2 separate regions of the Homo sapiens genome follow, and region 1 is linked to region 2. A link is an interaction called in ENCODE POLR2A ChIA-PET data of the cell type or tissue named here. Cell type or tissue: A673. All regions are shown on one strand. Each heading gives the region's core, and the rest is flanking DNA. Links, peaks and the distances in the headings are about the cores only.

Region 1 (5,365 bases), core at 198-5,197, 370 kb before region 2:
TGCGTGCCGGCGACAGTGAATAGCCATGATCTCGGGATTCAAGCAGCTCACAGACTAGCAGGGATGCCGAACAAGGAAATCAAAAGGCACAGCATGAGGACTTCCAGGACATCTTCTCACGCGCAGGCCCAGGGCTGAGGGTATGGGGAAAGAGACCTCATCAGGATGGGGGCTGATCTGGGAAGGTTCTGGAGAAGGTGGAGGATGGATGAAGCTGGGGTGGGGACGGGAGATTCTGGGCACAGGGAACAGCCTTGTGTTCTGCTGTGGTGTCTGGGGCCGACAACAAGGAGTGCGCAGCAGCCCTGCGTGTGCGGATGAGGGCAGCGGGACACACAGCAGGTGCCTGCACTAAGGGAGGGTGCCCAGGAGGAAAGCATGAGAAGGAAGGGACGGATTCTGAGTTGGGTGGGAGGAGGCCCGGCCAGCTGATGGAGACCTCCAGGAGGCTGCTGAAGCCTAGAGCTGAGGTTTGGAACAGAGACATGGGTGCCAGGCATGGATGTGGGATAAAGAGGCAGTCCAGGGAGAAAGTTCAGACCAAAATCCAAAGAAGGCAGAAGACAAACCCAGGCCGACATGAATATTTGAAGGGCAGGTGAAAAGAGGCGACGTGAACAAAAGGCGACCCAGAAGTCCTCCAAGCCACAGGAGAAATATCAGGAGAGCAGTGTCTCAGCTGTGAAGAAGGCAGAGCTTGTGGCAGGATCCCTTCTCCGTCACTAAAGGAACTTAACTGTCCCGAACACTGCCAATGACAAACACATGTGCGTGTCTTCCTTTGAGCATCACCATCTTCCAAGCTGGGCAGGGCACCCAGTGTTATTCTCATTTTGCGAATGAGGATCCGGAAGCCCAAGGAAGTCACACACCTCATGAGTGGGCTTGTGGGTTGTGGGGCTGGGACTGGGACCCTCTGCTTAAGAGGCCTTCCCATTGCTGTTTCTTTGTGTTCTCTTATTATTTTGGTGGAAAGGCAAACACCTGGGGCCCATAAAATGAAGATTCTTCAGGGCCCAGAAGGCTATGGCTTCCGCTCCTCAAAGCCCCCCACCAGGAACCCCAAGGAAAAAGCATAAAATGGAACCGATTCGATCCTTAAGTCCCCAGGCACATGAGTTGCGAGAGAAGTCACTCTCAGCTTCCTGGCCACCAGGACAACTTGTGGTCATTTTCTGTCTAGAACATCTGGCTAGCCCGAGGACCCACCTGAAAGGGTGACACAAACTGAGAAGGGAGATGGCACAGTCTGCTGCTGAAGTGTCTGTCCCCTCAGACTCCAAACATGGCAAGTAGTGGATGAACACATGGGTGTGATCCCCCTGCTTGAAAGCACTAGCTACCATACATATTCAAATGCATGTGTAGGCACAGATCAAAGTCTGGAAGGATGCACACACTTTCACAGTGGTAGAGGAAAGGAGGACTTGGAGAAAAATCCTTTTATGTATTTCTGTAGCGTTCGAATGTGCACTACTTTAGTTAAAAACCCTGATAAGGAAGCATACTGGTGTTTGCATTTTACTATGAAATGCATCAGAAGGATAAGATGGGTTGGTGGATGGATAAACGGGTCTAGTACACTGCAGACTCCAGGTGGTGCATGTGCTATGTAATAGGGGCGTTCTCTCTCTTTTTTTTTTGACATGGAGTCTCGCTCTATCGCCAGGATGGAGTGCAGTGGCATGATCTCAGCTCACTGCAACCTCCGCCTCAAGAGTTTCTCCTGCCTCAGCCTACTAAGTAGCTGGGACTACAGGTGCATGCCACCACACCCGGCTAATTTTTGTGTTTTTAGTAGAGACGGGGTCTCATCATGTTAGCCAGGATGGTCTTGATCTCTTGACCTCGTGATCCACCTACCTCGGCCTCCCAAAGTGCTGAGATTACAGGCGTGAGCCACCGCGCCCAGCAATAAGGGTGTTCTCTATACAATGCTTTCAGCTTTGCCGTACACTGGGTGCAGTGGCTCATGCCTGTAATTCCAGCATTCTGGGAGGCTGAGGCAGATGGATCACCTGAACTCAGGAGTTTGAGACCAGCCTGGCCAACATGGTGAAAGTCTGTCTCTATTAAAAAACCAAAAGTTAGCCTGCCATGGTGGCATGCACCTGTAGTCCCAGCTACTTGGGAGGCTGAGGCAGGAGAATCATTTGAACCCGGGAGGCAGAGATTACAGTGAGCCAAGATTGTGCCACTGTACTCCAGCCTGGGTGACAGAACGAGACTCTGTCTCAAAAAAACATAAAAACTTTGCTGTGTGTTTGACATTTTTCATAATAAAACAGAGGGAAAAACCTCAACAGAGATGGGAGGAAAAACAGCATAGCTTAGTGAGGGCAGAGTCGTCATGCAGACATTCTTGGACCTGTATTCCCCACTCTCTTTGTCTTGGACACCTCATCTATGACATGAGCGTATGGGCTATAGCCCTTAGTTTCCTCTAAAGCATTCCTTCCCCTCCATACTTAAGGAGGATTTCCTGGGAACATGGCAATTACTGATTCCTAAGTAGTTTATCTTTGCATTTTCTCCTACTGATTGGTAACTCAACTGTGAGCCCAAGGGACTAGTTAGAATTCTCTGGGTCCCATACAGCTTCCCACACCAGGTGTGTTCTCTCCCCATCTGTGTCAGCTCCAGGAGGGCACATGTGGTCTCCCTCATCGCCCCCCAGGAGGTGATGGATTCAGGGAAGGGAGAGGCAGGTATGAGGATAAGGCTTAGGCGCTTTATGACAAGACTGGACTTGACTCTCTTTTTGCACCGAACCTCACTAGGGGAAAGGGAAGGGGAAGGGGAAGGGGGCGCGAGGGCGATTCTTCTTGTCCTGGGGCGGAAGGCCTGTGCACTAAAGGACTCAGACTTGAGCAGAGGAAGGTTAGAGGCAGCCTTTCCTCACCACTCCACAAGGCGGTTTTATGCACAGTGCAGTGTTGTGCCTTTACCAGCTGGCCTGAGTCTGCTGCACTGGTGGGAAGAACTAAAATGTGCAGGCACCCCAACCAGGCTGGCACACGGCAGGGAGCACATTTCACTGGGACCAAGAGCCACTGGCTGCAAAAGGCCACCTGGAGGTTCCCGGCAATAGGAAGGAGTCAGGGTCTTTGACTCAGACAGCATGGGGAAGCCAGCAGTGCCCACACAGAGCCCAGTGCCCAGGGAGCAGCATTCTTCCACAGCAGGAGGCAGGAGGCACACAAACCCAGCAAGAGGTTGCAGTGGGCTGAGTACAACTTCCTGTCCCCACCCCTGGGGCTGTGGGAGTTAGTGGCCTCCGGATGTCCCTGAGAGCCTAGCAGGGAAGTGGAAATGGCTGAAGCTGATGCTTGCCTATCAACTGGTTCCTACAAGACTTCCAGAAGCATCTGACACGAACCTGCTGCCTGCCGTCAGAGAAAAGCCATGGCGGGGGCCTCGCAGCACAAAACCCAGGCGCCTGGCCCACACAAACTGAGACTCTGCTGCAGATGGAGTCAAATGTCCCCTGGTATCTCCAGGCCCCTAGAGAAGAGGTTCAACAAATGCTGCCGGATAAGAACAAAGCCAAACTTTCTGCCATCTGGGTTCTGCCCTTTTCTTACTACCTCTGAAGCACCTCCCAAGTTTCCTGACGCCACTGTACAAAGCCAGCCAATGTCACTGCCCAAGGGAGAGCTTGGAAGTGTGTTTGGCCTGGCTGGGGATGGTGTCAGTGCCTGTCCCTCTAACCAGACCAGGGAACCAAACCAGAATGGCGAGCACGGCCCTGGAGCTGAAACAGGAGGGAGGGATGATGCCTGTGATGGGCTGGGGGTGGGAGGCGGTGGCATCTTCTGCTCCCTCCCTGGGATCCAGGCACGGTGCTTCTGACAGCTGCTATTTGTCAAAGCAAAGATATCTGGGAGGAGGAGCAAAAGAGCCTTAATTCTCTAAGCCAGCTATATGCAGGTAACTCCTCAGACACACACACCATGACTCCTAAAGCCCCTGTGGGGATCTTCGGATAAGCTCATGCAGCTGCTAAGTGGTGATGACTCCCAAGCCCAAGTTTCTGCCACCCAGCGACCTGGCCCCTTTTCCTTAAAAGACCAGGCCATAAGGGTGTCTTCCCTTGGGGCTGGAAAACACCACCCGTCTCACAGGCACTTTGCATCTCCCCCTTTCTGTGAAGTGTGTGCAGAGGACCCAAGGTGGATGGAGGAACCTGGTCACTGAGTGAACAGACCAGACAGGAGAGACACACACCTGCCCTCCACCATGCCAGGCTCGAGTATTCTGCAGAGTTCTGGCAACACATCCTCAAGAGACCCTGGAACTGCTAGAAGTATGGAGGGGTGGGGAGGCTCACACAGCTGCAGACACAGATCTGCACCTGGCTGGGAGGGAAAGCCCGTGCAGCTCCGAGGCAGCAGCTGAGCACAGGAACATGCCTCTCCATCTCCACTTGTGCCTGGTGGCCATGAAGGGCCCAGAGAGAAGGAAGGTGGGAGTCAGAGGGGAAACCCCTAGCAAATGACGCACAGGCTCAGGTTCCACCCCCTGACCTCATTTCCAGCCTAGGTGCGGTGGAGTGCCTGGTCCTGCTGCCTATTCAGCATGCAGAGCTGCTGGCCCAGTCTGCCAGGGACAGGACAGGGCAGTGCCACCCATGCCAGGCCTTGTCAGCTCCCCTTTTGGGAAATCTGGGGGGCTGTGCTCTTCAGGCAACAGGGTGACCTTGAGCAGAGAGTGTAGCCTACCAGCAGCGGCCCATCCAACTGCCCAGCCCTTTGAAGTGCAATGCAATTGTTTTGGTGAGCTGGGCCACCCGCAATGAGGATAGTGGGGGCAGCCAACTAAAGCTCAGGCCTGGAGCGCTTCATACTTTCCTACTGAGGCCACTACAGCTCCCTCCCACAGTCCTCTTTCCTGTAGCCACCTGTTCCTGGTTTCCCCACTTGTGTTAGGGCCTTGCAGGCCTCCCCTAGTCGCTTTCGCTCCTCATACACCCAGCAGCGGCCAGTCTGGCAGTCAGTGCAGCCGGTCAGCAACAGCTGGACACCCTGGGTGAGCAGTCACCTGCCCCTCCTCGCCCTCCTGTAGGAGGAGTAACAGGACAGACACCTCCGCAGTCTGACTCCAGCCTGTCCAGCCTGACTCCAGCCCATCCAGCATCTAACAATGGCTCTGGGCAATGCCCCAAGCAAGGCTGGGCAAACTCCTCGGCCAGCACCCGGTTTCCCCAGGCAGGGAAAGGGTAGGGTGCTTTCATTCTGACCACAGGGTCTCTGAGAGGAGGAGACATGGGACAAAGAATTGCCTGCAGGCACAGGGCAGGCTATAGCAGGAGCCATTTCTGCTTTTCCAGGAAGCCAGGTCCTCTCACATTTTTATTTTATATTTT
Region 2 (5,365 bases), core at 274-5,273:
GCAGCCTCTTTTTGCCACTTCGCCATGTCCTTTTCGGAGCCCTCCCTTGGGAGCCCTCTCCACCCTTTCCACCCGGGGGACCAGCCTCCCTTTGGGGAGGGGGCAAGAACAGGTGTGATTTGAGGGGTTTGCAGAAGTTCGCTGCCCAGATGCTCAGCAGCGGAGTTAGCCCTGAATTCACATCTCTTGTACTGAGCCCTCACTGTGTGCCAGCCGCTTTCAATGTATTATTGGTTATCTGCTTTAATCCTGCTGACAGCACGAGGGATAAGGATTATAATTATCCTGATTTAACTGATAAGGAAGAGCTTAAATCTCCCGCCCAAAGTCACCTCTGGGCACACTAGCAGCCCAGATAGCGGCCCCTCCCCTCCACAAGGTCCTGGAACCTTCCCACCCCAACAGCTGACCATGAATAAGACCCTGAGGCCGGTGAGTAGGAGAGGGAGTGGCAGAGGGAGGGAGGAGGCTGAGCAGATACCAGCAGTGTCTCCCAAGCCAGCCACATCCTCTTCCCCATCCTTCCTCAGGCTAAGCCAGATGCTGGCATAACCAGCTGCTGGGGCTGGCCAATGGGTGTGATCAGCCTCTTCCCTCAAGGGACAGATAGACGCATCCAGCAGGCATCCCCAAACTCCCTGTCCCTGCCCCCTGCCTGACATAACACAGACCACCAGGGTCCCCAGGGCCTGGAAAGGCTATTGAAGTTGGCCATAGTGTTTTGCCCATTTAGGACCCCCAGATCAGTCACTGAGAACTCAGGAAGATAGCATCCAGATCAGAGAAAGGGCCCTTTTGGCCAACACACTCTCGGGGGGACCAGCCTTGGCACTGTGGGCACTGGCCTGGCTCTCCTCTAGGCACCCTGCCTGCCTAGTCGCCTTGGGTCCCCTTGGGCCTCCTTTCTCTCTATAATCCCTCCCAGCCAGAGTAGGGGTCTGGAGGGCCCAACATCCAAAGGGCCTCCCCAAGGCTGTCCATACTGGGCTTAGAGTCCCTGAGTCTCCTCTCTGCCTGCCTCCTTGCTCAGAGCTCCTGGCCCCTCTTCAGAGGAGCTCAGCGGTGCTCAAAAAATACCCCAAGGCAGAAAGCAGGCAGGTGGGCTGGGCACTGCCCTCTGCTTCCGTGGGTCTTAGAGGACACCCTGGGAGGGCAGTGGACAGGGCAGGCTGGGAGGCAAGAGATGCCACAGTGTTCCAGTATGATGCAGAAAGCTATTCCCTCTATCTTTTTTATTTTTTTAGAGACAGGTTCTCACTCTGTTACCCAGGCTGGAGTACAGTGGCAAGATTGCAGCTCACTGCAGCCTCAACCTCCCAGGCTTGAGCCATCCTCCCACCTCAGCTTCCTAATTAGCTGGGACTACAGGTGCATACCACCATGCCTGGCTAATTTTCTTAAATTTTTTTGTAGAGATAGGGTCTTGCTATGTTGTCCAGGCTGGTCTCAAACTCCCAGCCTCAGTGATCCTCCCACCTTGGCCTCCCAAGGTGCTGGGATTGCAACCCTGCATCTTATTATTGCGTAGGATTATCTGGAGGATCTAGTGGAATGTACTAAAGGATATCAGAAAGTGTGCTGCAAGGGAAAGACCACCCTACCTGGTTTTGGGGTGGGGCCCCTGGGCAGGCTCCCTTCGCTCGTCTTCAGCCCTAAGGGCAGAGGTCATGCCTGCTTTCTGCCAGCGCTCAAGCTGTCTTTCATCTCTCCCTGTGTCTCTGGCATTTTTGCTCCCTATCCACTCTCCGCTGCCTGAATCCTCGTGGGGTGAGCCTGAGGCCACCTCCCTGTCCTCACATCCCCTGGGTGACGGGAGGGTCATAGGGCTCAGGGGGAGGAGGCAGGTGATCCGGAACCACCTCTGTGGACTTCAGCTTGTCCCAGTTAGACCGCGCAGGACGGGCCTGCAGCCACTCCGGCAACGCCACCAAGAGCCCCACCTCACTGCCCCCACTGACCGCTGCTGGCTGTGAGGAATCACAGCCGTTGTGCTGAGGAAGTCACAGCCATGGGATCCCAATCTGGCTGACAGGAGGCCTCCTGGCCGAGCCTGGGCTGTGAGTGGGGCACTCGAGTCCAGGCCCTGCCACAGCATATGCAGCCGAACATCTGACCCTGTCTTCTCATCTGTCAAAAGAGGTCATCATCGGCCCCAACTCCCAGAATTAAGGCTCATGAAGGATAGGGGATGTGAGGCCTGAGCCCCAGCTGACCAGCGACCAGGTTGCAGACAACCGGCCCCCACTCCTCTCCCGCAGCCCCGGCTGCCTGGAAGCCTGTCTCCACCTCTGCTCAGAAAGCTGCCCTGGGGCAATATGCCTGAGTTTGGGTGGACATTTCTTTAAACAATTGCCTTAGCTCATCGCTGTGGGGGTGAGCAGTGCTGCTGACACTGAGCAGCTACCCTGCCCCCGCCGCCTGCCCCCGCTCACCACATTTGCCACCTTAGGGAGAAGCAGATTCTGGGCACACCCTTCCCCAGGAAAGCGTCCTATGCCACCTGGCCCTGTGCTGCCCAGGAGGAGGGGTCCTGGGGAGGGGGAGGAGGAAAACAGGGAAGGCCCCCTTCTACCGGGGCACCATGCCCTTCCGCCCACCCTCTGGGCAGCAGGCTGCCCTTTCCCCCTGCCGTGCTGCTGTGGGCCACATTCCTGGCATAGCCTGGGAGAAGCCCTCCCCTTCTCTCTAAGGCAGGGACCGAGCAGGCTGGGGGAGGGGCATGGACCCCACACAGTCGGCACAAGGTGCTTTGGCCGAATCCACTCCCCCTTGCATCTGCTTCCTGGGCCCCGGCCCGTTGGTCGGGTCTTTGAATCACCAAAAAATCCCTCCACCCCAATGAGCTGCTCATTCCAGAGCAGTTTCGGGCATAACCGTGCTGTCGCCCATGCAGGCCAGCTTCCTCTGGACGGCCCTGAGTGCTGGACATGCCTCTCTAGCGTCGGGTTCCACTGCTGTAAAAGGGGACTTGTTACTGTAGGGGGAGCCGTGGGAGCCCCCAGATGCCTGGGAAGTGGAGGCATCATCAGTGTGGCCTGATCTCCCCTTCTCCCCCACCCGAGCCACGTACATAGCCCACAGACCCATGCCTTCCCTCTGTCCCCCGAGCCTTGGGACATAAGAAGTAAATGGGGCCCGGACCAGGAACGAGCTGGAAGGAAGAGACCCACTAATGTGGTGGGAGTAGGAGAGGGGTCTTCGGTCAGGTAGAAGAGGGTGGGTGGAAGGGCGTGGTGCCCAGGTAGAAGGGGGCCTTCCCTGCTTTCCTCCTCTGCCTCCCCAGGACCCCTCCTCCCAGGCAATACAGGGCCAGGTGGCATAGGACGCTTTCCTGGGGAAGGGTGTGTCCAGAATCTGCTCCCCAAGGTGGCAAATGTGGTGAGCGGGGGCAGGCGGGGGACGGGGCAGCTGCTCAGTGTCAGCAGCGCTGCCCACCCCCATGGCAATGAGCTAAGGCAATTGTTTGGTCAGGTAGAGCAGGAAGCGAAATGTGTCTTGCATCGCTTCCCATCTCATTGGATCCCAAGCCGTCATCGTCTGCTGTCCTCCCATCTCAAAACCCGGTCCCGCCAACTGCCATGTTGGAAACGACCAGCAAGTGAGAGGCCTGGAACCTCTCAGCACCCAGCTGAGCCTTTCTCCTTCAGTGCTCACGACTGGAAGATGATTAAGAAAGGACACCCTATCAGTGCATGTACCACCTAAATCAAGGTCAAGTGCACAGGGTGCCAGTCCCAGCTCTTGGGAAACTGTGTGGAGGCTGCTACAAGCTGGGGGAAGGGGGAGGGAGGCTTCCACTTCAGGCCCAACCAATCCTATCTCAAGAGCCGCTTGACCTCTCAGGCCTCAATATCCTCATCTATAAATTGGGTCGGGGGTCGGCGGGCCTGAATTTCTGTGCTTATCTGGAAGGCTCACGGGGCTTCCCCTGGAATAGCGAGACTGAGGCCCCAGTCATAGAACTATAGGTGTTGGCCTTTGATGACTGAGGCGGGTGTTCACAGAAGGGAGAGCGAGGCCTCCCTGGGATTCCTCCAGGGTGGTCCTTCAGCCCCAGAGTGAAGTGGGCACCTTCCCTGGGCACCCAGGTGGGCTTCCTCGTGGAGACACAGCGTAGGCTAGATACAGAGCTCGGGTGTGAGGCCCTCCACGGCCCCAGACAGGCAAGAGGCAGCTTGGGACTGACTCTCAAGCACAAGTCCACCATGTGTACAGGTGGCAGTGCTTGCGGGTCTACCCAGGGAGTAACTGAAATCAGGTCAATCCAATGACATCAAATGACAGACCCCTGTGCTGGGGCTCTGTTCCCACCACACCTGTAAACACATCTTCCACGGTCTAGCTCCGGTTTCCACGACAGTTCTGTGCTTTTGTTCTGTTTCCTGTACATCCAGGTGTGAGATCTAGGCTGAAGTCCCTGCTTATAGCTTACCTAGACATTTCTTCTTGTGGTTCAACTGAATTCAACGTATGAATCCTATGCCATTTTCAGCTGGGGACAGTGGTTCACACCTGTAATCCCAGCACTTTGGGAGGCCGAGGCAAGATCACCTGAAGCCAGGAGTTCAAGACCAGTCTGGTCAACATGGTGAAACCCCATCTCTACTAATAATACAAAAAAATTAGCCAGGCATGGTGGTGCATGCCTGTAGTCCCAGCTACTCAGGAGGCTGAGGCAGGAGAATCACTTCAACCGGAGAAGTGGAGGTTGCAGTGAGCCGAGATCACACCACTGCACTCCAGCCTGGGTGACAGAGTGAGACTCAATCTTAAAAAAAAAAGAAAAAGAAAAAGAAAAAGAATCCTATGCCATTTTCTACTTGCTTCACAAAATAAAGACAAAATAGATCAATAGATTAAAATTTGCCCAAACCACTGCTAGGCTGAGAGAGGGGCCCCCTGGCCACATCCCTGTGCTATAGCTGGAAAAGATCATAGTTCAAGATCGCTCAGTCTGTGTAAAGTGCACAAGTGAATCACAGGATAGCAGTATCTGTCATGTGTAACATGCAAAAGTGGGACATAGAAAAACCAGGGGCGCTGGCCAGGCACAGTGGCTCATGCTCATAAGCCCAGCACTTTGGGAGGCTGAGGCGGGAGGATCACTTGAGCCCAGGAGCTCGAGACCAGCCTACACAACATAGTGATACTTCGTCTCTAAAAACAAACAAACAAACAAAAAACAATTAGCTGGGCATGGTGGCGTGAGCCTATAGTCCCAGCTACTCGGGAAGCTGAGGTGGGAGAATTGCTTGAGCTTAGGAGGTTGGTGCTGCAGTGAGCCACAGCCATGCCACCGCACTCTCACTTGGGCAACAGAGCAAGTCCCTGTCTCAAAAAGAAAAAGAAAGGACCAGGGGATTCA

Evidence for each region. Peaks named below come from ENCODE experiments on the same cell type or tissue, not always from the same donor. Only the 100,000 strongest peaks of a DNase experiment are listed, where the experiment ranks them.
Region 1: POLR2A ChIA-PET joins it to region 2 with 5 read pairs; 2 of 35 experiments call an interaction of 5 or more read pairs at or near these places.

What each region holds. Positions count from the first base shown.
Region 1 is chr16:75,097,823-75,103,187 of GRCh38, reverse strand. All of the region lies in intron 2 of ZNRF1 (zinc and ring finger 1), which reads right to left. Among named protein-coding and RNA genes, the nearest start is that of LDHD, 16 kb to the left of the region's middle. RefSeq lists enhancers at 310-811, 4,561-4,680 and silencers at 2,980-3,039, 3,150-3,209. In A673, for the core only: no CTCF peak of the experiment used is centred there; a DNase peak (open chromatin) is centred at 3,227; H3K27ac peaks cover 1,849 bases.
Region 2 is chr16:74,731,861-74,737,225 of GRCh38, reverse strand. The region is part of intron 2 of FA2H (fatty acid 2-hydroxylase); the gene reads left to right. Among named protein-coding and RNA genes, the nearest start is that of MLKL, 34 kb to the right of the region's middle. RefSeq lists an enhancer at 3,172-3,731. In A673, for the core only: no CTCF peak of the experiment used is centred there; no DNase peak of the experiment used is centred there.